7 separate regions of the Mus musculus genome follow, and all the other regions are linked to region 3. A link is a loop called in an ENCODE intact Hi-C map of the cell type or tissue named here. Cell type or tissue: heart. All regions are shown on one strand.

Region 1 (4,000 bases), 340 kb before region 3:
TTGGGCTAAAGAAGTTAGTTCTGATCTGTGTGCCACACAATATATCAAGGTGAGGGGACAATTAGGACAAGTCCCTACACTCCAGGGACCTAGAACAAATCTGTGTGTGTGTCTGTCTGTCTGTCTGTCTTTCCAGCTCCCTTCCTTGTTTACTGAGCTCTTACTATGGAACAGGCACTGAGTATGCACATCATTTCACTGGTTCCTAATCCACATTGTAGCAACTACTCAAAGGCTCTTATTCCTATTTCTAAGTCTACCAGATGTTAAAAGGCAGAGTACAACTTAAGTCTCTGTTAAAAGAATCTCCCAGTTCTACTTCCACAGGCTAATAGCGGTTGATAGTAAAACCATCTAACAAGACACGGATGTCAGCCACATAGCTGCTGCTGTATGAATAGGGTAGGAGCCACACCTGAGTTTGGATTCTTGCTCAACATGTAGTGACTCTCTGTGTGTGTGTGTGTGTGTGTGTGTGTGTGTGAGAGAGAGAGAGAGAGAGAGAGAGAGAGACAGAGAGAGAGACAGAGAGAGAGACAGACAGACAGACAGACAGACAATCAGAAAGGCTGATGATATAATGGTATATTTGGGAAACTATTTAAGAACACATAGAGGCCTACAACCCTGAAAGGACATCTGTTTCAATCCCCTTACTTTATAGTTGAGAATATCAACACTATGTAAGAACAAGGGCACAAGAACTCCCTGCCTGAACTCCTCAGGGAGAGATTGACACCAGTAGGACCCCTGGTTTCTGATACCCACTTAGCTCCTTGCTTTTTCTGAGATTTCATTCCATGTCACAGGCAGGCTTTCGACTGCCCTTCCTCAAATCAAAGGAAATATCTGTTCCCCACCAAGCAGATTCTTGTGAAAGAAATCTTGTGAAAGCACCTCTCATCTGTTTTCCCTCTATCTGTGCATTGATGGAGGTCAAGTGAAGGTCAGGGAATGCCCCGATGACTGGACTTCTGGGTCTCCACACCCAAGAATGCAGCCAAGCTTCAAATAAATCAGACTGCGAGCAAGAATTCAGACGGGCTCCCCCAAGTTCCAGGCTTCCTTTTCCTGGTAGAAGTCATCAGCTGTCTTGTTGCTAGGAGACCAGTGGAGGTGGAAAGTAAAATAGCCATAGTTTTCTAACTTATCTGAAAATGCAGTTTGTCTTTGCTCCCTTGGGGGTTCAGCTTCCTTAAGAGCAGGCTATCACAGCCAGGCAGAGAGAGACCTTTCTTCCTTCCTTCCTCTCTTTCTTTCTTTCTTTCTTTCTTTCTTTCTTTCTTTCTTTCTTTCTTTCTTTCTTTCATGAAATGGATAGAGCTTTTCCTGGGCATAGAGTGTCATACAGCAGAGACCAGGGAGCTGCCAATTACTGATGCAATGTTTGGGAAAGAGTTGCTGAGCACACATGACTCAACAAAATATGACAATTTGCGTCCCTATCTCTTGGAAAGTTGTACTTATCAGAACCAATAAGAGCGGTGCGGTCAGTAAGCACACGGAGCTGTATTTATCATGAGGGAATTGAGTAGGAATTAAAGCCCCGAGGATTGTGAGTGGAGGAGATGATTTGAGTCACTATCTGTCCGGGACTTTCCTTTTCGGTGGCATTCCAATAGCACAGACCTCACCCTGGCAAACCATAGCATTGCTCAATATTAAAAACATTTGCCTGGAATGCAGGACATGTGAACTCAGACACCCCCTACAGCTTCACAGTGTGATCCCAGCATGCTGCATTCACTGTAAACACCACGGCTTTCAGGAGAACAAGGACAGTGCCCAGAGGTGACACAAACCACAGGCAGAGAGTGTGGCAACAAGAACCTTCCCAGCCTTCGCACAGCACTTAACACCACCCCACTGATGACCCTGGCAGAGATGGAAAGGGATCCCATGGGAGGAAACCAGTGCATTCTTTTACCCTTAGAAGAAAGTAAGAATGGAAACTGATTTCCTCTTTCTCTGGTGGTGTGCTTGGTTGTCTGAAGCAGAAAAGTATAACTGAAAGGAAGGAAGCAAGGAAGCAAGGAAGCAAGGAAGCAAGGAAGGAAGGAAGGAAGGAAGGGAGGAAGAGAGAGAGAGAGAGAGAGAGAGAGAGAGAGAGAGAGAGAGAGAGAGAGAGAAGAAAAGAAAAGAAAAGAAAAGAAAAGAAAAGAAAAGAAAAGAAAAGAAAAGAAAAGAAAAGAAAAGAAACGAAAAGAAAAGAAAAGAGAAAAGAGAAGGAAGGGAAGAAGGGAGAAAACAAGGAAGGAGGGAGAGAGGGAAGTAAGGGGCCACACAATTTACTCCCAACAAACGTTAGGAGAGTAAATAATGAGGTCATCAAACTCCCCATCCTTTTCTTGTCTAGGGATCCTCCCAGTTCAGCTGAGACAAAGTAGCAACCCTTGTTAAACTTGCTAAACTGTGAGTGAGAATATAACTCTGCATACTCTAAAGCCTATTTAATCTGTGCAGTGTCTGCCAGAGCTCAGGGGTTTGCCAGTGCAGGGCTAAAGGCAGACACAACATTTCTGACTGACTACAGCAGGTCACTGCCCACCCTGCCCCCACCACCACTTTCAAAGTCAGAAGAGAAACTCTCCTCACACACTGCTGACTGCTCAGGCCAGCTGTCAAAGACGATGTCCACTCTTTCACACAGGACAGCAATTAGCCAAAATCATCCCAAATTGCTGCCACTGAAAATCTCTAATTGCCCATCGGGGTTTGTGGTTTTGTCTACAAAGAGAGTCATACAGAAGGGGCAACTAAAGGGCTGTGCAATGAGGGTTTCTAGGCAAGCTTAAGCATGCGTCTTCCGAAGCAGAGGGTCAAGCTCAGGAAGACGAAAGACATAGAATGTAAAGGTGACCTTTATAGTCTCAAACTCTGGAGGAAGTAGAGAAGCATGAGGTCAGAAGACAGGCTCATAATCCCACTGACATTGGCAGATCCCAGCACAGTGTTGGTTGTAGACTATGTGACATAGTCACTATATTTAAGGAAGAATCAAAATGTGGCGTCAACAGAAGAAGTGTCACTTCTGGAGTTCACTCATACCCATCATATATGACCTTGGGTAAGTCAAGGCTTCCTCCTGGGACGATCTTGTCCTTCTTCTTAGATTTTCCATGTTGGGTTCCTCCCGTGTGAAATGCCTCTCCAGCATTTCCTAGGAAACTGTTATCCCCACTATTCTGCTTTGCTCCTGGTGATGGGATCACCAAAGAAACTCAGAGGAGGATGGTAGTATTCCAGCTTTCACTTCTAGGCCAGTGAACCAGTCAAGGCAGCAGGAACTTCTAAGCAGCTAGTCAAGGGCAGGAAGGGAATGAATACATGTATGATTGGTCAACTCAACTTCTCCGCTGCTAAACAGGCCTGGAACTAAAGCCAAGAAACGGTGCCATCTGCATGATTAGGCCCTAGGTTAATGTTGAGAGTCCTTCTTGATCACTCTCCACCTTATCTTTTGAGACAGAGTCTCTCAGTTGAGCCCATATCTGCCCTATGTGTGCTTACATGGATGTACTAAAATCTGTTCACCCAACTGTAGTATCTTGAAGCTCAGAAAACAAAGTTCAGGCTGCAGGGAAAGTTCAGGCTTGTAAACTGCTTGCCACGTGAATTCAAAGAGCTGAGTTCAAATCCCCAGAACCCAAGTAAAAAGCTGAGTGTTTGAACGTGTATATGTAATCTCAGTGCTACTATGACAAGATAGGCAATGGAAATCCAAGAAAGTCAAGACTCTCATGGGCCAGTGAGGCTGCCATACTTAGCCCAAAGGGAAATTAAGTAAGATGTTACAAGGTTGTCCTCCGACTTCTACATGTGCATTACAGCAAGTGTGCAATAGACACACCCATGCCTCATACAAAGAAAGATGGAAAGAAGGAGAAGGGAGGAAGTGGGGAATGAGGAAGAGGGAGGGGGAGGAGAAGAAAATGAAACTCAAAGAATGTATTAAGCCACAAGTGAAAAAGCAAAGATGAGACCCCAGATCTACCAGATC
Region 2 (4,000 bases), 410 kb before region 3:
CAGTTATACTCATTGATTTGCAAAAGGCTTTTGTACAAAGGCAGAGTACAATACCTAGGGCACAGAACATATGACCACAGCTAAAGTATATACCTACTCTCTGCCTCTGAGGATAAACTTTGCCAGCACTTGGTTTAAGATGCACATTGATTTATACATACATATGTTTGTACATACATACTTACATACATACACACAAATGCACACATATATTTGCATATATACATATAAGCATATGTATATGTATACAACTCAATAGAAAATGGACTCATGCACCTTCCTCCATGGATCTCCAAGGTGACAAAGCATCAATTGCATGATCACTTGAAGGAAGGTGACCCATATGCTACACACTTGCAACAGCGGGGAATCCAGCTAAGTTCTTCTCACCCTCCTTTTTAACTGGTGATTGTTGGCAAGTTTCACAAAACCAGAACATGGTTATCAAGTGGCAAGAATTGGGAAATTTAATTGGTTTCCCAATGATTAATAGTTGTTAGATGGTTAACCCTGTGGAACCGAAATGACTCACCAGCATCCTTGACTTACTGCTCTTGGTTTCATTAGCCTCGTTCCCCCCTTGCTGTGGTCCCCCTAGGAGGCCTTTGCTGAGCTCCTAGTATGTGTCTGGGGAAGCCACCAACTCCTGATGGCCCTAAAGGCCTCTTTCCTTTTTCTCATTTCTTTTTCTGTGGTGTCAGAGATAGAACACGGGGCCTCTCAAATGCTAGGCACACACTCTACTCTGAGCTCAGTCTTTGAGTTCTCTTTAGACAGGAGGTTACTATGTAGCCCAGATAAGCATAAAAGTTGTAGACCAAGCTAGACTTGGGCTTGAAATATCCTAATTGCCATGTAAGTGATACTGGGGTGCTTCTCTCTGTCTCTGTCTGTCTCTTTCTGTGTGTCTCTATCTCTCTGTCTTTCTGTCTCTCTGTCTGTTTGTGAATGAGTGTGTGTGTTTGTGTGTGTCTCAGCAGCTGAATAAAACACTCCTAGTTCCTGCTATGCTTCACACTCCGGGGTTCAACATTGAAGCTACTGATTGTGGTGATAACAGCAAGGAGGTACTAAAAGGACTGCCTCAGAACAATGCTCTTCATTCAGCTGGGTGGTTCACAGTCTGAATGTGAAGAAACTGGGCTCTCTGCATATTTCAAGAAGAAAGGACCTTAATACAGGAAACTAAAAGCACAACTGTTGTATAGGCTCATAATGACAAGGGACTCTGAAATGGCAGGAACTCAGGAAGCAGTGTGGACACAGATAAACCTCAACATGGGCAAAAAGAAGCAAATGGCAACATCCCATACCTCCTGCATGTGCTCCACTACAGCTACTAAGAATAGAGGCCATTGTTTCTTCACGACTTTCTAGTGAAAGTTGAGGAAATCTGGCCCAGAGGCAGAGTTCTCACATACAGGCAAGAACATAGGCAGAAGGAAGGAAGGGGTGTTGTTGGTTGGTACTCCAACATACTGAGAAATCTGAGAAGACTTCCCAAAGAATGTGGTGCAGAAGGCACAGTTTTGAAAACTTGAGGTCAGCCAAGCCTTGACTTGGTCAGTGATTCATCAGAGGAGTTTCCCTTTCTAGACTGCAGGATCCCAAAGTACGGAAGTGCACCCTTCCCGAGAAGAACTGCTCTTATGCAACTAAATGAAGAGGGAGCCATAAATAGCTTGGTTTGTTTCCTTCCTGGGGAAAGAGATGTAGAAGTTAGTTATTAAAGGAAAAATCAATAACCATCGTCATTGAAACTGTAAGTATAGAAGGGGCTTCTCTCCCAATATACTGTACAGGTAGTTGGGAATTGTGTTAAGAAAAGATTGTTCAAGGTAGGAAAGCCTGTTAATTACAATGACAGCAGAGCACTGAATAGAGATGAGATCCCTAGGTCCTCTCTGGATATAAGCACCACCTCCCTTTTCGGTCCCAGTTTCTTTCTTTCCAGAAATACATCAGGAACAAACTCTCCAGAGAACCATTCCATTGACAGCTTACCTAGCACACAGGCCTCCGAGTTTAGATAGATTTAGCTCATTGTTCTTTGAAAACAAGGACCTAGCAGTGACAAGTACCTCCCACATCTCTTGCTAAGAGCTCTGGACAGCCCTGCCTTTGAATTCTGCAAGAGTCTTTGAGCTAAGTCTTTTACCCACATCTTCCTCATGAGGAAGCATGAACTAGGAAGGGTAGACTCGAACATCTGCTGCTGCATACCAAAGCTCAAGCCCAGAGGTGAGGAATAATTGAAGAAAGGAAAGTCCCTTATTGTATCTCTATTATAAGGTAACTGAATTCTAGTGGGTGTTTCTCAGTCACCTTACAGAATCATGAGGAACATTGAGTTGCTCTGTGGCTGTTTTTCCTACCTTTTATACCATGACCAAATAGGCAATAGTGGTGGCTCACCTTTCCCAAGAAGAGTAGACATCTTTGAGATTCCACAGTTACCTCCCAAACTCCATCTGCATTATTGTCTCAGAAGTATAGATTTAAACATTTAGTTGGTTCTTATAGACTAAAATTCACATGGCTTTCAAAGTTTTTGTTGTTGTTGTTGTTGTTGTTGTTGTTGTTGTTGTTGTTGTTGTTGTTGTTGTTGTTGCTGTTGCTGCTGCTGCTGCTGCTGTTACTGCTGCTGCTGCTGGGGGGGGGGCTGTTGTTGTTGATAATGATGATGTTGTTGTTTTTATTTTTCAGATATAACTTACCTTCCAGGGCTTTCTTCCTTGTTAGTTTTTATATTCTTCAACTTTCATTATGTATTAGAAAAATGCTCATCTTAGTGAACAGAACCTAGAGATACACCTCAAAAATAAAGCTACGAACACATTACAAAGACATGACCCTTGCTTCTTCCATTGGACAATGAGTTTATCACATTCTTTTTCCCTATCATGCCCCGTCTTACCTTGCATTTGTTACTAGTTCTGTGACGTTCCAGATCATTTTCACATTAAGATTTGAAACATTATAAACACTGTTTTCTCCATGACGTTGGAGATTTAATTCCGTTCTCTAATTGAAACAGTGACTTTAAGATTGTGTTCCTCCTCAGTGCTTAGTGTAACTTTTTACTGGCCCCTCTCATTTGGACTATTCTTATGTCTACTCTTTGGACAGCATAGATAAGTGTTTTTGGAGGCTAGTTTATAAATATATGTGTTGTCTCTTTTGCTAACCCATTCTGTATATATGGATACTAACTAGAATAAAAATAGACTATTCGTCAAACAGTATTATGTGTTTTCTGTCATTCAGTATGCCAGGAAGAACAAGACCCCGGTTAGGTTAATGTTTGTCATCATAGTAGGATATATGCCTGGGTGTTGATACAATTTTGTTTTTAATCTCTGTAGGCTGAAGTTTGTACCATGCCACACAGATGTAAGATTGATTCTTGAGGTTAACTAAATTGCAGTCAAGTCTCTGTCCTCCATAAGTATCCTGCCCTCTAACTCAGCAATGCTAACTGTGTTTCATGGCTGCTTGTACTCTCTCCCTATGTTTCTGAAACATCTGTCATTGTTAATCCTTGTTCCCCCTCCCAAAGTTCAAAGAAAGTTCATCAACTATGTTCCCCACATGAATGGCACACCTTCACAGAACACTACTGCTTCCTACCCTTCCTTGTCCCCACAAAGGTTTAATTGTTTATCATATCTAAGCATACAATCTTCTCACTTGCTTCATCTCTCTCCCCTATTTAACCCCTTTTCCTTTCCACATCTCACCTTCAGACACTATGAATTGATGTCAGACTGGACCATTCTGCAAGCACTCTGTGACTGTTCAGCAAAATTGTCTTAAATAACTAGATTCCAGAGTAAAACATTTGCAGCACTGAAAAGCTTTGTTCAACGTATTTTTTACCCTGCAGTACAGTTTTTACTAGCGCTTTGTTGCTGTTGGTTTATTTGTTGTATTCCTCCTCAGACAGAACGAGGTCACTTTGTCGGTATTTGTTAACTTCAAGAAAAATGATTTGCAGTGC
Region 3 (4,000 bases):
CGCAGACCCCCGGAATATAAAGGGCGGGTGGGCGGGGATTAGCCAGAGAATCTCTCTTTCTCCCTTCCCCACCTCTCTCTATTTTTTTTTCCTCCTCTCGCTTCCCCGCCCTCTGCTTTGGGAACTCGGGAGGGGGGCTAGTGGGGAGCCGGGGAAAGAGGAGGAGGAGCCTCAGCCCCGCAGCCCAGTACTCCGGCTCCGGGGTGTAAACAGTAATAGCGCAGCATGAATTAACTGCGCGCCCGACCATTTTCTCTTGCTCGCGCGCTAGTCCTTTCCCTTTCTGTACGGTTGTTCGGGCGCAGCGCTCGGCTGAACTGTGTTCTTGCCCTGCGTATATCAGTCACCGCAGGTGGAACAGCTGCCTCGCTCCACACAATACGCCATGTACCCTGGACCGCGTCACGCACGTCCCGGGCGGCCAGGCGTCTCTCTAAGGCTGGGGAAAACAGAATTTAGAAAGGGGGAAGGACGAACGAATGAGTTATCTAGGAGCCCCCGCTCAGTGTGTGGAGTGATAGAGGGTGATCAACCGCAGATGAGGTCTATGCAGGAAAAACGATGTCTGGAATTTTATTAAAATTGCTCAGCAACTCACTGCCACGTATACTTGGAGAGCCACTTAGGGATAAACAGCCACTCCATCTCGCGGGGAAGGCATTGTGTATTTTGCCTTTGGTCGTACAGTTATGTTGACTGGGCACATTCTTTCCAGAACGACCCCCCCCCCCAATTTGCTGCCAAAAGGCAGATTCCCCCCCCCCCCCACACACACACTCCAGCACCTCCGGTTCGGACTTCCACCCGGCGGGTGGTGTGGAGGCGGCTCTTTCCCCTGTAGGTCTCCCTGCGCAGTCCAGTAAAGTGGCGGCGGGTGCGCTCTACCCGGCTCCTCCGGGAGGAGTCTCTGCCGGTCTACACCCCATACACCTCCACACAGTTCCAGGGCCACAGTCGGTTTTCACAAGAGGCAAATCCTCTTTGCCCCTGTGGAGCCAGTTTGCAGCAGACTCTGGTTTAGGAGCTGGGGTGGGGAAAATCAAGGCGCTAGACGCGAGAATATGCCATGAATTGGGGGGTTGGGGAAAACCCGGACTTCCCAGAAAGGGGGAGGAGTGAATTGCCAACCCAGATCTGGGGAGCCTGCAGAGACCCTAGAATAAAGAAAACCGTTAACCCCTTCCTCCCAGGACAAACCCAAGCTTTCCCCTTTTATTACTGGAATCGTAATTATGCACTTAAAAAAAAAAGTCGGCCCTGATCAGATCAAAGTAACGTTACATTTTTGCCTTCGTATGTGTGTGTTAAGCTAATTAAAAGCTGATTTTAATTTATACATTAATTTCCCAGTTTCCTTTTTCCTGAATACTACGCTGTGCATTCTGTACAATCCCCAAACGTATACATACACACTTTATATATACACGATAATCTAGCTTATTAACCAACCAGAAACATGAGTCTTTTGCTCTGTGCATTGGTTCTAGATTTATTATATAATGCATATTCCCTCGGGATTTGCTTATCCTACACTTTAAAACCCAAAGAAGTCTTCTTATTCCGGACTCCTCGCCCCAAGGCACTTAAAGAAACCTCTCTCACTGCTACCCGGTTTAAAAAAAAAAAAAAAAAAAAAAAAGAAAGAAAAGAAAATACAGTAGCGTGTATAAGGTGCTCATTGTTCAAAGTTGTTATTAGCCACTGAGTTTGCAATTTAGGATTCAGCTGTTGAATGATAGTATCTTCCTTCATCGAGCTCATTGCACAATTCAGCTTTAAGGATTGCAAAATGACTACAGCCTCTAGGATTTTGCCTCAAACACCAAGAGCCACCAATCCCTAGTCTGCGTTTTGCTGCAGAGACTCTTTCCCCGCCCCCTCACCCCCCACCACCCGGGTTGTGGCTCTCGGATTTGTGAAAGTAAAGTAAGTGTGCCCTCTACTGGCCACAGAGACCACAGCGTTGCGAAGCCAACGAGGGCGGAGGTCGGATGGGGGCAGGGCTGCAGGGTTTCCAGGTTCTGGGAAGATGCTTCCTTGCCTAAGACAAGCTTCCGGTCATCCTTTAAATGACTCTTTTAGGCTGCAAAGGAGGCAAAGGAAGAGAAATTACTAGAGAAAAAAATGGTTCAGAGGTGGCTATTCAGTTGCAAAGAGGGGGAGTAGATGAACCCATCCCTACTTTCTGACAGTCACCCAAAACAGAGCCCTAGTTGTGGATGGGGAAAATGAATGAGTCACAGGTATACAAGTGAAGGAGATCTAACAGAAACGGAAAGGCAATAGAACAAGTTTTAGCACCCATGTCTCACACCTTTGTCGTGTTGTAAGCTGGACGTGTCAAAGCAGAGCATTGAATTTTACTGGGCAAAAGGAGTCAGAATGCAAGGCAGGAGCATTAGCTTATTATTGCCTTGTTTTATTATTATTATTATTATTATCATTATTATCATTATTATTATTTTGGGGTTTTTTTTTTGAGAGAGATTCTCACGACTATTCTTTGCTAGCCTGAAACTCACACAGTTTTATTAGTTTTGTATAACTGTTTTTCCTCTTCCTCTTCTTTATAAAAGATCTTATGCATCCCAGCACATATCCCACCACACCTGGCCTTATGCCTCGATAAATGAGAATGGAATCCCGGGTGGGGAGGGCATGCTATGTGAGCCCTCTAGCAACTAAACTGAATCTTGAGCCTCCAAATTTTGCTTTTATGTTCTTAAGGATGCTCACCCTCAGCCCGACTGCTTACGAATTGGGTGGTTGAACTATATTAGTGAAGAGAAAGAGTGAGATTCCTTTGCCAAAATATTTTAGAGAGCCATTTTATTAAAAGGTTGGAATTTTAGGTAGGCGTGGTGATGAATGCCTTGAATCCCAATCATCTGGGATGGAGAAGCTAGAGGATCAGGTCACGCTACTGTACAGAAGCTCCAGGGACAAGCAGATTAATAAATGGCGTGTCATGAAACAGATAATCCTTTGTAGAAAAGACCGTCACCAAGTACACATCTGAGAGAGAGATAATATTCAAATATAAATAAAGAACTGAAAAAGGGGAGGGAGAGGGGGGAGAGAGGGGGAGCGGGAGAGAGAGAGAGCAAACAAATCACTCAATTAAATGGGATACAAGCTGGTGGATAGATCTCTTGAGTTCAAGGCCTTAGACCATCCAGGTTGGTCTCAAACTCAGAGATCTGCCTGCCTCTGTCTTTCGAGTGCTGGGATTAAAGGCCTGCGTCACTATTGCCCGGCAATACTTTTTTTTTTTTTTTTTAAAACGTTGAAAATTTAAACCCAAATAACTGCATAAGGGTGGGTATAATAGAAAGGGAATTTGTACCAACCTACACAGTGGTCTCAGCATCATGCCTCAAGCATCATCAGATGCTTGACTGCATCTGAGCAACAGGCAAGGTATTCAACATCCACGGAAGGGGGGATAGCCTTCCCCAAAAGGCCTCTTGGGGAAGATTTCCTAGGCTTGTCTCTTTACTATTACTCTCTTAGAGGTTGCGCACACCCGCTTTCTCTCTGCCTCTCCCTAAACACAGGACAGCACCAACAGATATGACAGTGGGTAGAGCTGACCCTCAAAAGGTCCTTTTTGAAAAGGTGTAATTATGGATTATTTTAAGATCTTACGTCCAAATCATGCCGGTCCAGTGTAGGTGTGGGAACCCAGGTAGCGGAATAGCCTGTGGTTTGGGGACTTGCCCGTACTGTACCCCAGCCTGATGACATCACCCGGGGTGTTGCTTTTAAGTAACAGGAAGGTAGGGGACATCCCCATTTTACATATTAGGAAATGAAAGGGTACCACTTCATTGTAAAATAAATTTTAAAAAATACTTTAAAAAGGACAGGAAAGCCACAAGTTTATAATCTTGTCAATAAAGTGTAGTGATTGGAATGTTCTTGTTGAGAAGGTAGCCTAGGATGGCTTCTAACTAAAATAAAAACTGCTTCAGGGTTTGTAGTGCTGGAATTAGAGTTT
Region 4 (4,000 bases), 310 kb before region 3:
AGCACTGTCTGCTTCTTTTAAGTGTGGAGGACTTGAGTGGATGAGGGGGGACTGGAGGTGATGAAAGAAGCAAGACCTGAGGTCACTTCTGGGAAGAAAGGTGATAGACAGGGACCCATGGCTCTGTTTCATTTAAGAAAAGTCAAGTGCAGAAATAATTGTAGAATGTCAGTGCCTGCTAGAGCTGAGTGATAATGGCATAGGGGGACTCCGTATCTTCCATACTTCTTGCTGCGATCGAAGTCTTTAACATATGAGAGGAAGAAAAGCACATGGGAGGAAGGGTTGTGGACAGGTGCAGAGAGCTAAGGAGCTTGTTGAAGGTGTGGAGATAGAGGCTGTCCTACTCAGAGAAGCATAGTAGGGCAAGGGAGCAAGCTGGATACTGTCCTTGGTCCTGAAACCACCCCTTGGGCCCTGTTGCTTCTGTTTATCTATCCTAAGACATTGCACCCCTACCCAGTACCCAAGAGATAAGGGGTTTTGTTGGTATTCTCTAGTGATATCTGTAAGACAAATTTATTCAGGTTCCGTACCAAAAAGAAGGAAAGCCAACATCAGAAAATGGGTATTTCGAGCCCAATACTACCATATATTATTGATCAAATTCTCCCATATGCTAGGCACTGTGATGAGCAGATTTTACAAATTGTTATCATACTGTTGTAATTATCCTCATTTTATAGACAAAGAGAGACGCGCAGAATGAGCTCATAAATTGTAGAGTGGAGAGTAAAGCCAGCCTCATAAGCACATTGCCCAGAAATTTGCCCACCACTCAAATAAGACATATCCTAATAAGGCCTAAACTCACAGGGAATAAACCCCTCCTATGAAACTGCAGACATCCTCAGCTACAGAGGGAGACTATGAATTCAAAAACAGATGACTAACATAAGAACACCTTGTAAGATCCTCTACAGATGCGGGCAGTGCTTTCTACTCTATGTTATTTCATAGACATTGGGAGAACCCAAAACTTACTCTAGAAGCCAATTGCATAAACTATATTGGACTTCCATTTCTTAGGGAAGTAAGCCAAGGCAAAAGTGGGAGACAGAAAAAATAAAAAGAGTCCAAGATGGAGTGGAACAGGCATGATTCCTACCACTGTTCTGTTCCCTCCTAGTACCCATTCTGGTTTTTAGTTCTACCTTAGTTCCTTCATGATTACAATTTCACTACCTCTATGCACTCTATGAGGGTGAGTTCAGTGATGTTTTCATAGCTAGATCATCATAGCTTGGCCCTGTGTCAGTTACATAGAGGATGAGCAATAAACACCAGGTAGGAGGAATTTAATATTAAACAAAGTGAAAGGTGTTTATAAGTTCACATAGAGAAAGAGCTTGGAAATGGAGGAATGTTTATTTTTTTATTCTGAGCTTTGAAAATAGAGGCCATAGGGTCTCCTAGACCTATATTCCCCAGCTAAGAATTAATAATATTACACCCACAAAATACATCCAAGGAGATAAAGCCACTAACCCTCAGACTTGACAAATTGAGTTTGATCCTCAGGACCCACAGGGTGGAAGGAAAGAACCAACTTCTACAAGTTGTACTCTAATCTTCACAACTATGCCATGGCATATTGTACAGGTACACACACACACACACACACACACACACACACACACCATGCATGCACACACAAATAAGTGTAATTTAAAAATTATTTTTAAAGCAGTGATATCAATCTATGAAGATAAATGAGACGAGGTGTATAATAATGATGTCAACTGTCATTTATTGATTCCTGCGGCCTATGCCAGGCCTGTTGTGCATACTAACTCTAATTTTCTAAATGGTGCTAGAAACTTTCTATTATCCCCATTTGAAGATGAAATAGCGAAGGCTCAGCAAGTCCTTAATAACTGCCACTTAAATCCAGCTCATCCATAAGGAGGTGGCACTGTAAAGGCTGGATGGCAAGGATGCAAGGCAGAAGGTTACCCTAATCTGAGTTCGCCAGGGTCCAGGCAGCTACGCCTATAGCAGGCTACAGAGTCAGAGTTTGAAGTGAGAAAAATCGAATGGGCTGACACACTTTACCAAAGACTCAAGTTCCAAGTAGGGTAGAAAGCCATCTGGCACCCCTGCTGCTCACAGCACAGCCACCTGGGTGCCCTTCTTTCTTCCTTTCCTCTCCTCCCTGCACCTAAAACAAACCTGTCCTGCAGGGAGCGAGAGCCAGAGCAAAGAAGCTGGGCTCCTCCCCCTTGCTTTGGGAGCAGAAGAGAAGACAGGAGGAAATTGTGCCAAAGGTCATGGTGTTCTGGTCAGCGTGTTCCAGCTTTGAAACTCTGAGAGCTGCCAGGGTCCAGGCAAGAAAAAAAAAAATGCTGCAGGCTGATCCACCTGCCAGCTCCGAAAAGCTCCAGCTGGGCTGCAGCCTCCATGGCAACTGCACCCAGCAAGCAAGGTTAAGATCCCCAGAGATTTCATTCCAGCCCCAGCAGCAGCACGGGAACCTGTGACTGCAGGAATGGCTAAGCTAGAAAGTACACAGGTCTTCAGAGTTGTGCCTGCAGACATTGCTGTCTTTGTCTCCCAAACCCTGCCTTATATATATCCTCGTTCCCAAAGTCCCCCAAAGGATAATAATCGTTTCTTCACTCCTGGGCTTTCTTTTTCCCATACTTTGCTTAGTGCTGAATCCTCCCATCTAATGTTGATATTCACTTTCTGAGAACCTGACACAGGGCCAAACTGTGACTGATTGTGGAACCACTATTCTCCTTGTAAAGTACACAGCTCGAGAGAGAAACTAGGCACTGAGTAGGCAAACTAAGATAGAACTAAAAATAGATTAGGTTCTTTGAGGACTCTATAGAAGAGGAAAGCAAACAGGAGTCCTATCAAGGTTTCTTTGGGTAGAAAACTCTGAGGTGAAGGACTGAAGAGTCAGCAGGAAGCTGCCATGTGGGGCCAGTAGTTGGGGGTAAGGGTTGTTAGCAAAGATGGAGAGATGGAGAACAAAGGTCCTGGGACAGGAAAAAAAAGAGGAGAAAATGTAAGGATCTGAAGCAGTGAAGAAGTATGATGCATGAGCAGGTGTTACCAACACAACCGGAGGGCGTTGAAAATACTCCTGATGTCTGGATGTCCCAGTTTCCCATCAAAAGATTATGAAAAGTTCTGAAGAGGTCTCTCAGTTGAAGGGATGCAGTAGCAACCTGAACCAGAAGAAGAAGAAGAAGAAGAAGAAGAAGAAGAAGAAGAAGAAGAAGAAGAAGAAGAAGAGGAGGAGGAGGAGGAGGAGGAGGAGGAGGAGGAGGAGGAGGAGGAGGAGGAGGAGGAGGAGGAGGAGGAGGAGGAGGAGGAGTAATAGTATGAAAATCAGTATGGGTATATCCTCTGCATGAAGCTAGTCCTGCACAAAATGTTGTCAGTGGTGGTCCTGACCCCACCTCCACCCCTAAAAAAAAAATGCTTAATGTGACTGATGTTTTCATTATCACTACAGCATCACCTTTCTGGCTCTAACTTCATCTTCTGTTGGTTTTCCCCAAAAAAATGGCAGACAAAATGGGATTGACGTACACAGCCCTAAGAACCCTAAAGGATGTCTTATAGAAGAATCCACACTGAAGACCTAGGGTGACACAGACTCAAATCTACCTCATGACTTAGGCTTAGGTTTGCAGGTGACCAGCCTTGCTAGGACTCATTTTTCTGTTCTGCAGAGTGAGGGTGATGATCCCTATATCTTAGTGCAGTGGCCAAATCTTAACACGACTCAGGAAAAGTCCCTGCACACAGCATGCATGAAAGGAAAGAGCAAGGCTCTTTCCATGAAAAAAGACTGGACCCTAAGCTTCAGATAGTCTCACCACACCTCCCCAGACTCCTTATGTGTCCCAAGACACATCTGGTAGACCAGATTTGGGCCATTAATGCATAATAATTCAGCAAGCTTCCAAGATCTAACAGATGTTGAATCTAGGCCCAACTCCCATCACTGGCCACCCTGGACAAATGATTCCTCTGGTGTTCC
Region 5 (4,000 bases), 1.7 Mb before region 3:
AAAATAAACATTTTCACATTGACTATAAGATGTGGTAATTGGTTTTAAAAGAAACTTTCTTTTAAGGGTTTGAAGGTGATGGTCTGCTTTGGATAGTGATTGGCTAACTAGCTTGCTTCCATTTGATTCTTTAAGTAGACCCCTGCATATTTTCAATCCAGACACACAAGCTGAGCATTCAGGAGCAATTGCTCATTAACCTTCTTTGTTTAATTAAGATAGCCCCACTCAAGCATGCAGTTAGCTGCCAGTGAGATACAAGAGGATGTTGCCAGGTGAATTTGGTGCAGGGACCCTCATATCTGCTCTAGGATTTTGCCAAAGACTGTTCTGAGCAGGCAGCCTGGTGACACTCACCTGCGGGAAGCAGAAAAGGGGAGCGGGGACTGGATTGTAGGAGGGGTGGGGGTGGGGATTCTCAAAGAGATGACATTGCCACACTACCATTCCAACAGGCATACCAGCCAACCGGTGAAGCTGGAACGATGCACAAGAATGCCGGCGGCTCTTAGTCATTTGTAAATGTGCCTGCTGGACACATCCCTGCGCAGTATGCTCTCACAATTTGGCAGAGAACCCACAGTTCCTGGGTTTAGGACTTAGAACACAGAAGATCCTGGTGAGAGGTTTTTCCCCTCTTTTCCCCAAGCTTAGTAGTGAGTCTAGAAACAGAAAATGGATGCGGAGCGAAATGGCCTGCATGAGCAGCAGAGACTGACTGGGCTGCACATGGAAGCTGCCTAAAGCTGTATTTTTGTCACATCTGTCTTACTCTTAGCTGGGAGGAAGACATTTCTTTCCCGTTAGTAAACAATGGTTCCTTCAAACAGGAAAAAGAGGTATTATACATGGCTTTATTTTAATTTTATTGTAATATTTTAATTTATTTTGTATTTCAGGGTATTTATTCTTATAGTAGATTTTTGTTTTGGGCAAGTAATACTGTTTGTCCCCTTTTGAAAGTCAGCATTCTTTTAAAAAGGTATCAATTTTAGGAGGAACAGGGTCACTTAAAATGCAATCAATAATTTACTTAGCATGTAAAGGCAAAAACTTTAAAGTATGTTGTAAAGTATAATAAACATGGCCCATTCTCTCTCCCTCCCTCTCTCACTTCCCTTATGCCTTTCTTTTTTCTCTCCCTCCCACTTCACCAACCTCTGTCTTTCTGACACACACTTACACACACACACACACACACACACACACACACACACACACACACACACACACCACAGAGTCTTGCTGTAGCCCAATCTAACCTCAAACTCAAGATTTTCCTTCCTGGTGGCTCAACTTCCTAAGTGTTGGGATTATAGGAGTGTGTGTGTGTGTGTGTGTGTGTGTGTGTGTGTGTGTGTGTGTGTGTGTGTGTGAACAAACCTGGTATCTTCATATTCTAAAAAACAAACCAAAACCCAGCAAATACTTTCAAATGATTAGTTCAGAACCTTGTCCTTGAAGGGCGTTGCTGGCCCTGTGGCACTGAGCTCTGGGCTGAAAAGCAAATATTAATGCAGACCCAGTCTTGGATCTTTCTTACAGGCTAGTGTGGCTCTATTTTCAAATGGAAGAACTGTAGGTGGGCAGAGCCAATCTGGGTGCAGGGGAGATAGGCTGCTACGACTGATGGTATGGTGTCATAGAAGCCCCTTACTTATGAGGGCTTGGGAATTTTCTCATTGGGAGGAAATGGGGTGGGGGGCTGCAGGAACTGATTATTAAAACTTTTAACTGAGGAACTCACCTTCTTGGCATTTTGCCCATGAATTCCCCCACTGGTCAGTAGATGGCAGTAGAGGCTTTCAGAGTTGGTGGTTGGCAGGCTGGGCTCACCTACCTCCATCTTCCCACCTGGAGGTCTGGAAGGCTTGATGAACAGGCCACTACTGCCTCCATGTATCTTCTGTGTCCTAGCAAGGAACCAAAGTGAAAGGACAAGCACTAGCTAGGACTTCATACCCCAGGCTGTGCACATAGAAGGAGATCTACTGGCCTCCGGAGCTCAGCTACTCTTTTTCTCGAGGTTCGGGCTCAGTTCTCACCCGTTTTAGGTGTTTGATGTACAGATGAACGAGCAAGGAGTGGAAGGGGATGGAGGAGAGGGATTCAAGAGCAAAAGAGACACCTGGACCATCTTTAGGGCAAAACCCATGTCTGAGAGGGAGAGATGCAGTTTAAAAAAGACATCCGTGGCATTAATTATTTCATGTTTGAAACAAACCATTTGAGTTTGATAGATCTGAAACTGTCAGTTTTATGAGTTGGATTAAGACAGTCAAAACTTGGGGTAGATGTGAAGGACTTGTGTTTAGGGTAACCATGTTGCAAGGTGGTGACTAGAACTCAAACCAAGTCACTGGAAACCTTCATGTCTTCTGACTGACTAAAGCCTGCCAGCAGATATGTCCTGCATTCATGTCCTTGCTTGTGCCTGGCCGAGTTACAAACACGAGAAATCATCTCTACTTCCTCTGAATCAGGCACTTAACCATAACACCAAACCGTTGGAATGCAGAGCTGAAACAGAGCAGTATCCTTACACATGGCTTTGTATATCCTGGGAGCTGCTAAATTACTTTAAAAATAATTCTTCCCAACTGCCCGTTTGTAGGAGATGTTGCTTTAACCCAATTTGCAGAGGAAGCACTGGACTCACAGAGAAGGGGAGGGGTCATGGAAAATGTACGTTAATGTACGCCAGGTTGCACAGCCAGGAGTCAAACCCACATTCCAGGGCAGACTCCTGTGTTCTTTCTCTTTTTGAAAAATTTATTGAAATTCTAGCACTCCGGAGGCAGAGGCAGGCAGAGGCAGGTGACTCTCTGTGAGTTCAAGATCATTCTAATTTACAAAGAGTTTCAGGCCTTCCAGAACTGCACAGTGAGACCTGGACTGGAAAACAAATTATGAAATAACAAAAATAAAAATTTATTGTAATATACTTTGTAACTTCTGTAACTCACTCATTTATAACACACAATTGAGTGGTTTTTAGTGTACTTGACAGAGATGTTCAAACATCACAATTAATTTGAGAATGGTTTTCATCCCTCCAAAAATAAGACTATACTCATTAGCAGTTAGGCAGGTTAAAAAGTTAACCTTTTTTTTTTTTTTTAAAGAAAAGGTTAGGAATAGAGAGTCCTTTCTTACCACATGACCAAGAGCAGGCTAGCTTTTCCCCCTTTTAAATGTTCTTAGTAAATTTATTTAAATAATTCTGGTAACAATGTATTTTATAGGTTTGTAAGACTAAATGAGTTATCTCAAATAAATATATATATAAATAATATATCATAAACTTTCCCTTCTGTTAAAAATAGATTTTTTTCTCATGTAATATATCCTGAATATGGTTTCTCCCCCCTCTACTCCTCCCAGTTCCTCTTTACTTCCCCTTCTATTTGGATCCACCCCCTTTCTGTCTCTCATTACAAAATGAACAGGTTTCAAAGGACTAATAAAACAAAGATAATTAAGATAATCAGAGAAGGACTAAATGAACAAATAAAATAGCCCAAGTAAAGGTACAAGGGACATACATGCAAAGACCCACTTGTTGGCACACTCAGAAATCCCATAAAACACTAAACTGGTTTAATGTACACACACACACACACACACACACACACACACACACACACACACACAATTTATATATATCTGAAATACCTATCCATCATCTATTTTTCTATGACCTATAGGGTTAAAAAGTGATGAAAACTATAAATTAAATAAGATTAGAAAAAATAAGATAAAATAAAAACAATTCCCTGACATGGCATTATGAGACTAGGACCTTCAAAGACACCACTGAATTCATTGTTTATTTACTGCTGGGCATGCGACCTACTCTTAGGAGTAGCTTGCTTCCCTTTGGAGAAAACTTATTTTTCATTTGTAACTGCCTACCAATTGGAGGTTGCTTCTGGGTCAGGATGAGGTGTTTGTTAGGATGTGGGATTTGTGCTTTAGCTCTAGGACTCCATCTAGGCCC
Region 6 (4,000 bases), 870 kb after region 3:
AATCCAATTTATTTCATATTCTTCATTCATTTCCCCACCCAGTCAGTCAATAAATATTCATTGAGGATGTCTGTGAACCATGCCCTGCACTAAGGTCCAGTAGGCAATACAAAGTTTCTATTCTATGGGCACTTCTCTCTCACATTCTATACAAACTGTGTAATTCTCCTTTTTTTGACTATAGAGTTTTAGTTTTCAAAATGGTTCGTGATTTTTTTTTTTGTTTTACATGGAATTTTATTTCTTGGCTTTTTTTTTTCTCTCCTGAAAACAATCTTCCTTCCAGAATATCAGTAATGACCAAAAATGAAGCCTTAGCAGGGAAAATTCATCAAAAGCTATTCTGCAGCCCTTAACCTCAGCCCAATGGTATTACATTGATTTAAGAAATTCCAGATTCAAAGCCCAGCTCTTACACTTCTGCTCTTACATCTTTGCTGCAGTGCCTGATCTCACCCCTGGAATATTCTTCCTTCCTTCCTTCCTTCCTTCCTTCCTTCCTTCCTTCCTTCCTTCCTTCCTTCCTTTTCTTTTTTTGTTGTTGTTTTGTAACTCCATGATCCCTAGTGAATAGAACGCTTGTAGCCTGACTCGCAATTACTAGCTCTACCATTGGCCTCTAGCACAGGCAGGGAAGATCATTCCATCCATCAGAGGACAGTTTCATCATTGTTAACATCTGGCTATGTCTTCTAGCTCTACAACAGAGGAGCCATGATGATAGGAGCTGATTCTTGGAGGTACACATAAGACCCCAGTGATTGACTTCTACATTTTTAATGCTCATCATTCAATAGCAGCTATGCAGAGCTTTCCTCCATACTCCATAAAGCTCTTCTGGTTCTAAGAACCATTTCCCTTAAGTCCATACCTCTTCGTTCATCCTCTGTCAGGGACAGATGAGCAAGTACTTTACTCAAATATTTACAGATATTTCCAGTCTGGCAGGGCAGAGTGAATAGGTGAACATAGAGTGAATAGAGTGACCATTTAATTACAATACCCAGCAAATGGACTGGACATGGGGAGGCTTAAGAAGGCTCCATGAATCAAATGCCATCATACAATCAGTTGCTTTCCAAAGATACACACTAAGCTGTTCTTTGTACCAAACTAAATAAGAGGCCCTGACTTAAGTCCTGACCATAACCATCACTCTGCCATTCTTGTTGCTTGTGTGGGCTTCACTCCCCTGCTAGACTGTAAGCTGCTTGGGGAAAGCAGCTCTATGTCAGACCATATCCAAGTATCTGCTTGCAAGAATTTAGAACAAGCTAAGCTTACTCTGAGAATAGTAGTTGGAAGAAATGCCTGATGGCACAGATGGAGCTTGGTAAGGCCCAGAGTGTATGGAAAGGCTTCTTCCACTTTCTGCCTTCCTCAGAAGCTGCTGTGGGCACAGTGGGAAGTTTTGTTTGCTTTGTGCAGTAAAACTTTGGAATCTGGCTACTAAAGAGGAAAGAGGGAAGCAGAGGGGCCAGGGAGTCATGCAGTAATGCCTGTGTTGAGCTCCTGTTTCATCGTGGCTATGTGTGCATGCCATGACACATCAGGAAAGCTTTTTGCAGGGGCAGGCTTTCACTTTTCCTGACTTTGAAACATGTTGAAAGATCACACATACGTTTTCAATGAAGTCACTGACAATCACAGGAAACCAGACACAGCGACAGCTGGTGGCTCCTGTCACCCCAGGGCGATTTAATCTCTTGGTGGAACACTGAAAAAAATGTTGAAGGGAGGTAAAAATTTTAGTATTTTTGTTTTGTTTTTTAAAGGAAAGGGGAAAATGTGAAGAAAAAAGAGCATCAGAACAAGGAGAAATTATCTGGCTGGAGGCAGCTGCTAGTATTATGAACAGCTCAGAAAGACAAGGAGGGGCCCAGACCCATGTGGATGAATGAAAGGGTGAGCAGCGGGTGGCCAGAGAGGTACTCCTGGGAGAATATGATTTCCTTTGTAGCATGAGATGCCAGACACTATCCAACTTCCAGCAAATCAGTCTATGAGTCTGGGACTAGGGCTCTTTGTGAACCAGAATACCAGGACTCATAAACAATGTCAGCTATCTTATTGAGGGCTGAGTAACAAGAGAAGGACAATTAACAGGCCAGGGAACCCTGAAAACAGTCATTAAAGTCTTCATGGATGTGGGCAGCAGTGTTGCACAGCTGTTGAGCATGTCAATTAGGGGTTTAGTGTTGGGAGTGGGGGTAATGGCGTATCTACAAGGCCAGCAGCTCTCACCCTGCCTACTTACATGGTGGAATGCAGGCCCCACTCTGGGCTTGTTTCCTGAGGCCGAACAAAAGAGGGAACTGGATGTGGAGTTCCCAGATGATCACAGATTTGTTACTATGATTAGATACATGCACATTTAGCCAAGAATCTGTGGTCTGTGGTTCCTGCACCAGCCACTGAAAGAGCTATCCTGGGCTATGGAGATAGGACAGTTGCCACAGTGTGTGACAACTAAGTGTGAATATCTGAGATCAATCCCAAGAAACAACATGGTGGAAAAAGAACTGACTCCTGAATGTTGTCATTTGCATGTATATATATATATATATGTGTGTGTGTGTGTGTGTGTGTGTGTGTGTGTATACTCATACATATATGTACACAAATATATTGTTGCAGTATTCTTTTTTTATTAAGCCTCAACCAAAGTTGGTGGCTCTTGAGAAAGGACACCAAAGATTGTCTTGTGGCCTCCATACCTACCTGTGTGAACACACACCCCTTACACACAAGAACATACACACACACATACACACACACACACACACACACACACACACACACACACACACACCAAATATACATACTGCCACACATACAAGCACAGAGCCAACCAACAAGAAAGCTTAGCTTGCCCTGACACAGCAGCATTTGCTTATTGACAGGACTTAGTTCACTAGTGGAATGGTGATCTCCCCTTCTACAAATAGGAAGAAGTCTTTGCTCCCAGTTTATCAGTTCAAGATACTTTCATTCCCCACTCACAGAACAGAGCCCCATAAACAGAGAACTACAATATGCAGAAGTCTGTGCTATGATGGACCCTTGAACACACTGAAAACAAAAAGATTGAAAAGCAGATGGAGAGGGATGGTTTTGAGCAAGCAGGCAAACAAAGGCCAAGACAGAGAGCAGCAATCTGGAAAATCAGGCTAAGGACAAAACCTCCACCATATTTCATTTATTTGTTTTGCATTTCAATCTGTGAAGTCTTTTGGTGTTCCTTAAACCTATAGGAGCTGTGCTTGTTCGCTGAATTTTTCCTAACACACTTTCACACTTTCCTCTCAGAACCTTCCTTCCCTGATGTTTTGCAATGATTTTAGGTGACCCCTGTGAAAGGATCACTCAACCCTAATGGCACCACAACCCACAGGCTGAAAACTTCTGGTCTAGCTCAATAACTGCAGACTTCATCCCTTATCAAGGAATCTTCCCTTTGCAATAGATCAAGACCATTTGAGAAGGGGCATGCAATCAAAACATAGTATGACACCTGGGCCAGGTGGAAACATCTGAAAAATAACCCTCACACCAAAGATCCAAGAAACATTGAGGAAGATGGGGTGGAAATAATTGTGCGAGCCAGAGGATCACGGGATTTGCTATGAGATGGTATCTCCTTAAGTAATGTAAAAAAGTGATACCCATAAAATCTCAACATGATTGGCTAAACATGATCTCAGCGAGCATTTGGGTTTTCACCCTTCAGGACGAGCTCAGTGAAGGCTGGTTTCTGATGCTCTTTCACATGGTAAGGTGACTTCTCTCTACATACCTGTTGGCTTTCTGTCCAGTAGTCCTGTCACTTGTCTTGGATAAGATGTTGAAGTCCCAAACTACAAGTGTGGCTTTATCTTTTTATAACTTTGGCTCTCTCAGTTTTTGCTTAAGATGTTTGATGTTCTGCTGGGTTTTATTAATTTATTTTAGTTTTGAGATTATAATAATAATTACATCATTTCCCCTTTCTCTTTCCTCC
Region 7 (4,000 bases), 1.8 Mb before region 3:
CAGTCTCAGAAACTTATCGCTATGGCAGCAAGCATGGTGGTACACAGGCAAACACGGCAGCTGAGAGTTGTACATCCAAATCTGAAGGCAGAAAAAAAAAAAAAAAGAGAAAAGACACTGGCTCTGGCTTGAGTTTTTGAAACCTTAAAGCCCACCCCCCAGTGACATACTTCCTCCAACAAGGCCACACCTACTTCAAGGCCATATCTCCTAATCCCTCTCAAGTAGTGCTACTCCCTGTTAACCAAGCATTCAAATCTATGAGCCTATGGGGGGGGGGCATTCCAGTTCAAACCACCACAGGCTTCCAGCAGACTAGACATGGGGAGTGTTCCACCTACAGCCATTTAGAAAGCAGCCCTGGGAAGCACATGGGTAAAGTTAGAGGTGTTGGGAAAGGGGCTTGCTGGTGGCCAGTTTTGGATTCCTTGTGGCCCAGGGAGACCTGTTCATGTTTTATCCAAGGAGAGGGATACTGGGTATATGTACTGGCTGGCTTTGTGTGTCAACTTGACACAAGCTGGAGTTGTCACAGAGAAAGTAGCTTCTCTTGAGGAAAGGCCTCCATGAGATCCAGCTGTAAGGCGTTTTCTCAGTTAGTGATCAAGGATGTGAGGGTCCATTGTGGGTGGGACCATCCCTGGACTGGTAGTCTTGGGTTCTATAAGAAAGCAAGCTGAGAAATCCAGGGGAAGCAAGACAGTAAGTAATATCCCTCCATGGCCTCTGCATCAGCTTCTGCTTCCTGCCTGCTTGAGTTCCAGTCCTGACTCCATTGGTGATGAACAGCAATGTGGAAGTGTAAGCTGAATAAACCCTTTCCTCCCCAACTTGCTTCTTGGTCATGATGTTTTGTGCAGGAATAGAAACCCTGACTAAGATAGTACAGAAGCACCGGAAGGGAGCAGACAGTAAGCAGATGTTGGAACTTTTCTCATTGCCTAGACCCTGTATAGTGTCTTTTAAAAGCAAAGCGCTTAGAAAGGAGTGTGCTGGTTAGTCTTGCTTGCCAACTTGACATACCCGGAAAGAGGCAACTTCGATTGACAACCTGCCTCCATCAGACTGGCCTGTAGGCATATGTTGAACATTTTCTTGATTGCTAATTGAGGTAGGAGGGCTTATCCCACTGTGGGCAGGGCTACTTCTGAGCAGGTAGTCCTTGGTTGTATAAGAAAGGTAGGTGAGCAAGCCAGGGGCTGGAAGCCAGTGAGCATCATTCCTCCTCGGTCTCTGCTTAGGTTTTTGCCTTCAGACTCTTGCCTTGAATTCCTACCTTGGCTTTCCTGACGACGGACTGTAACCAGTAAGCTAAATAAACCCTCACTTTAGGGTCTCAAAGGCAGACTTGGGGGCTCTGCTTGGTTTCTTTGTTCCTTTTCTCAGTGAAGCTACATGGAACAAATGTTCTTTTTCTGATTTCTACTATTAATTTGCCTCTTTTTAACTGGATTATTGAAGACAGTTCCAAGACCAGATGTGGAGCACCAGTTGTGACCGCAAGTATGACAACACTAGACTGGCTTGGAGGCGATTTAAAGGCAATTTATGGGTATTTAAGATTATATCATTGCGGGTTGATCAATGGAAAGACTGGCAGGATTGTGTGGTGAAATTCCAATTGTCGCCAGCAGATGGCAGCATTGTCCAGCAGCAAGCTGTTTGTGGGCACCCTCCCCTCCCCCACTCTCCCCTTACACCTCTTTCTCTTCCCTCCCTGTTGGGTTAAGGTGGAATGGGAATGGAGAAACTGGGCAAGACAGAGTTGTTCACACTGGTCTCTTTTTCCATCTTCATGTAGGCTCTCCCTCTTAAACACTGCATTACTTGTGTTCGCTCCTTCAAACATTTCTGAAGGGAAAACCTGAGTTATGGGGAACCTGAAACTATTTTCAATATTTTAGAAAATATGACTTGGTGCGATGTTGGCTGCTTATGCTGGAACTATTCCGGGTCATGCGATAAATCAGATTGTCTCATGCTGAGCAAAGATTGCAACTACAAGTCTTCACTGCCTTGCAGTAAGCCAGGAAATACTTCTCAATGAGGTTAGCCAGCCATTAAATCCTTCTACACATCTTAGAACCTTGCTTGATACCTAAGAAAGCATGAATGGTAAAAATGCCAAGACTCAGTATCTTGGTGAGAACACGAAGAGTGTTCAAATACTGAAAAGCTGCCTCCCATGAGTGAGCTGGAAGGACCTGGGTTTGGGAATGGGTTTGAGACAGGTTTTAAATGAGTCAAATTTTCTGAGTTTCAAAATCAGTCTCCCTCTTCTTCTCCCTTTTCCTCTCCCTCGTCCCCTCTCCCTCTGTCTCTGTCTCTCTGTCTGTCTGTCTCTCTCTCAACTCAAGCTCTATGCATGCTAGATCAATGCTTTACCACTGAACTACATCCTAGCCCATTGATCTACTAGATTAAATTAAGTAAGATAAGTAAAAAGGCATAGATAACCCAGCATAGCACCCAGGAGAACCCAGCACAGCACCTAGTGCTGCTGAGGATCACTAAGCACGGACGAACCTGAGGCTTGTTATGAACCTAATGTCAATGCTAACAGGGAGATGCAGAAGCAATGGGTAGAAGACAGACTTGCTTCATTTCTGGGGCATTGAATTTAGTTGAGTGTGTGTTTTGTTAAGGTTAATTTTTTTAAAAGGTATCCTTGGGCAGTTGAACACACTTTAAAGAAATGTCTTTCCCTCAGGAGGGGTGATAAGTGACATTCCTAGCTAGATCCCACTTTACCTGTATGTATGTATGTATCACAGCATACAGAAGGCATACACTATCTGCTAGAAGAACTCTGGGCTTTGCCTTGGCTTGCTACTTGGTTCACTGTTCAGTATGTGAGGATGTGTATGCAACCAGTCCTGAAGCAGACAGTGGAGACACGAGGCCGGGATGAGTGTCTGTCGGAAAGGTCCTGAGGCTGCCTGGTCAGCGTTTGTTTGTGAAGCTGAGTTGGGCTGACAATGTTGCCACAGTGACAATTTCTAAGTGATCCCAAGTAGGATTGTCATGCCTTACCATCTTGTGATTCCTAGTCTGCTGAGAAGCAGGGTCTCTGCCAGCTGTCCTGAGTTTTCAGAGGTTAAGGCCTTGAGTTCCTTTAGCTGTAGCTCTGAGAGACTAGGACAGAGACTAAGAGACACAGCAGGATGGCCGGCTTCTTCCTTAGCCTCTCCCTGTCTTTCTGTCTACCCGGGAACCTGTCTAATTTCTACCTGCTTCAGTAAGGAGGAGGGTAGTGGGAATTCTAGTAGGAATTCTCCAGCCTGTCTAATATTCCCGTTGATGACGGCCTAATGAGTTGTACTTTCTTTGTGTGAGAAACAAGTATATACAGATATCCGTAAAGATTTAAGCTAGTTGTTCCCAGTGTTAATTGAACACACCAGGTCAGGTGAACAAGAAGACAGAACCTTTGTTCTTAAGGGGTTCACTCATAAACTAACTTGTCTCCAAAAAAGAAGAAGGATGTCTTTACTGTCTTAATTGCTATGTGACAAGGCACGAAGAACACAGTGGCTTAAGATTACAAGCATTTGATTCATCTTCTTTCTTTTTCTTAATGTGGGCCAGGAATTTGAGAGTGGATCTGCTGGGTGGTTTTAGCTTGGGGTTTTCTAGGTAAATGTCATCAGATGCTGACAGAGACTAAAGTCAACTGAAGATTTTTTTCACTGAGGCAGAAATGGTGTTCCAGAGATGATTCTCCGGGGTGGGGGGAATATCGATCCGTTATGATTAAGCCACATTTGTTGATGGGTTAGGAGCAGGTTATGGAGGCATCTCTCACATAAGTTTCATCTCTTAAAAAGATGGAGGTACCAAGGAATTTGTCAACATACTTTAAAAATCACCATCTAGGTCTATGCCCACGTTTTCATATGTCTCTAAAAGCTATGTGCCCACATGTTAAGTCATTCAATTAATATTTACTGAGCACCTAATATCTGTTAAGAGGCTCAACATTGTAAAAAAAAAAAAACTA

Evidence for each region. A loop is a pair of places that touch in the nucleus more often than their neighbours do. Peaks named below come from ENCODE experiments on the same cell type or tissue, not always from the same donor. Only the 100,000 strongest peaks of a DNase experiment are listed, where the experiment ranks them.
Region 1: it touches region 3 in a loop (7-fold over the local background); 13 of 42 quality-filtered maps call a loop at or near these places.
Region 2: a loop joins it to region 3, with 2.1 times the contacts of the local background. A loop is called at or near these places in 4 of 42 quality-filtered maps.
Region 4: a loop joins it to region 3, with 2.6 times the contacts of the local background. A loop is called at or near these places in 5 of 42 quality-filtered maps.
Region 5: a loop joins it to region 3, with 2.8 times the contacts of the local background. A loop is called at or near these places in 7 of 42 quality-filtered maps.
Region 6: it touches region 3 in a loop (4-fold over the local background); 4 of 42 quality-filtered maps call a loop at or near these places.
Region 7: it touches region 3 in a loop (5-fold over the local background); 8 of 42 quality-filtered maps call a loop at or near these places.

Annotation. Positions count from the first base shown.
Region 1 is chr15:62,326,205-62,330,204 of GRCm38, reverse strand. No RefSeq gene overlaps it. Among named protein-coding and RNA genes, the nearest start is that of Pvt1, 290 kb to the right of the region's middle. In heart, a CTCF peak has its summit at 1,717; DNase peaks (open chromatin) are centred at 1,054 and 1,604; H3K4me3 peaks cover 685 bases; H3K27ac peaks cover 2,152 bases.
Region 2 is chr15:62,390,126-62,394,125 of GRCm38, reverse strand. No RefSeq gene overlaps it. Among named protein-coding and RNA genes, the nearest start is that of Gm41333, 280 kb to the left of the region's middle. In heart, no CTCF peak of the experiment used is centred here; a DNase peak (open chromatin) is centred at 1,555.
Region 3 is chr15:61,981,377-61,985,376 of GRCm38, reverse strand. It overlaps Myc (myelocytomatosis oncogene), which reads right to left and starts at 36. Exons shown (of 3, transcript NM_001177352.1): 1 at 1-36. In heart, CTCF peaks have their summits at 906 and 1,948 (motif pointing left); DNase peaks (open chromatin) are centred at 156, 936 and 1,946; H3K4me3 peaks cover 2,102 bases; H3K27ac peaks cover 1,580 bases.
Region 4 is chr15:62,293,728-62,297,727 of GRCm38, reverse strand. No RefSeq gene overlaps it. Among named protein-coding and RNA genes, the nearest start is that of Pvt1, 260 kb to the right of the region's middle. In heart, no CTCF peak of the experiment used is centred here; a DNase peak (open chromatin) is centred at 2,297.
Region 5 is chr15:63,719,689-63,723,688 of GRCm38, reverse strand. 4930449C09Rik (RIKEN cDNA 4930449C09 gene) reads right to left here. Exons shown (of 4, transcript NR_166778.1): 2 at 1,748-1,913. Among named protein-coding and RNA genes, the nearest start is that of 4930449C09Rik, 3.3 kb to the right of the region's middle. In heart, a CTCF peak has its summit at 1,785 (motif pointing right); no DNase peak of the experiment used is centred here.
Region 6 is chr15:61,107,232-61,111,231 of GRCm38, reverse strand. No RefSeq gene overlaps it. Among named protein-coding and RNA genes, the nearest start is that of Gm38563, 48 kb to the left of the region's middle. In heart, no CTCF peak of the experiment used is centred here; a DNase peak (open chromatin) is centred at 1,581; H3K27ac peaks cover 542 bases.
Region 7 is chr15:63,769,420-63,773,419 of GRCm38, reverse strand. No RefSeq gene overlaps it. Among named protein-coding and RNA genes, the nearest start is that of Gm41336, 31 kb to the right of the region's middle. In heart, a CTCF peak has its summit at 1,617 (motif pointing right); no DNase peak of the experiment used is centred here.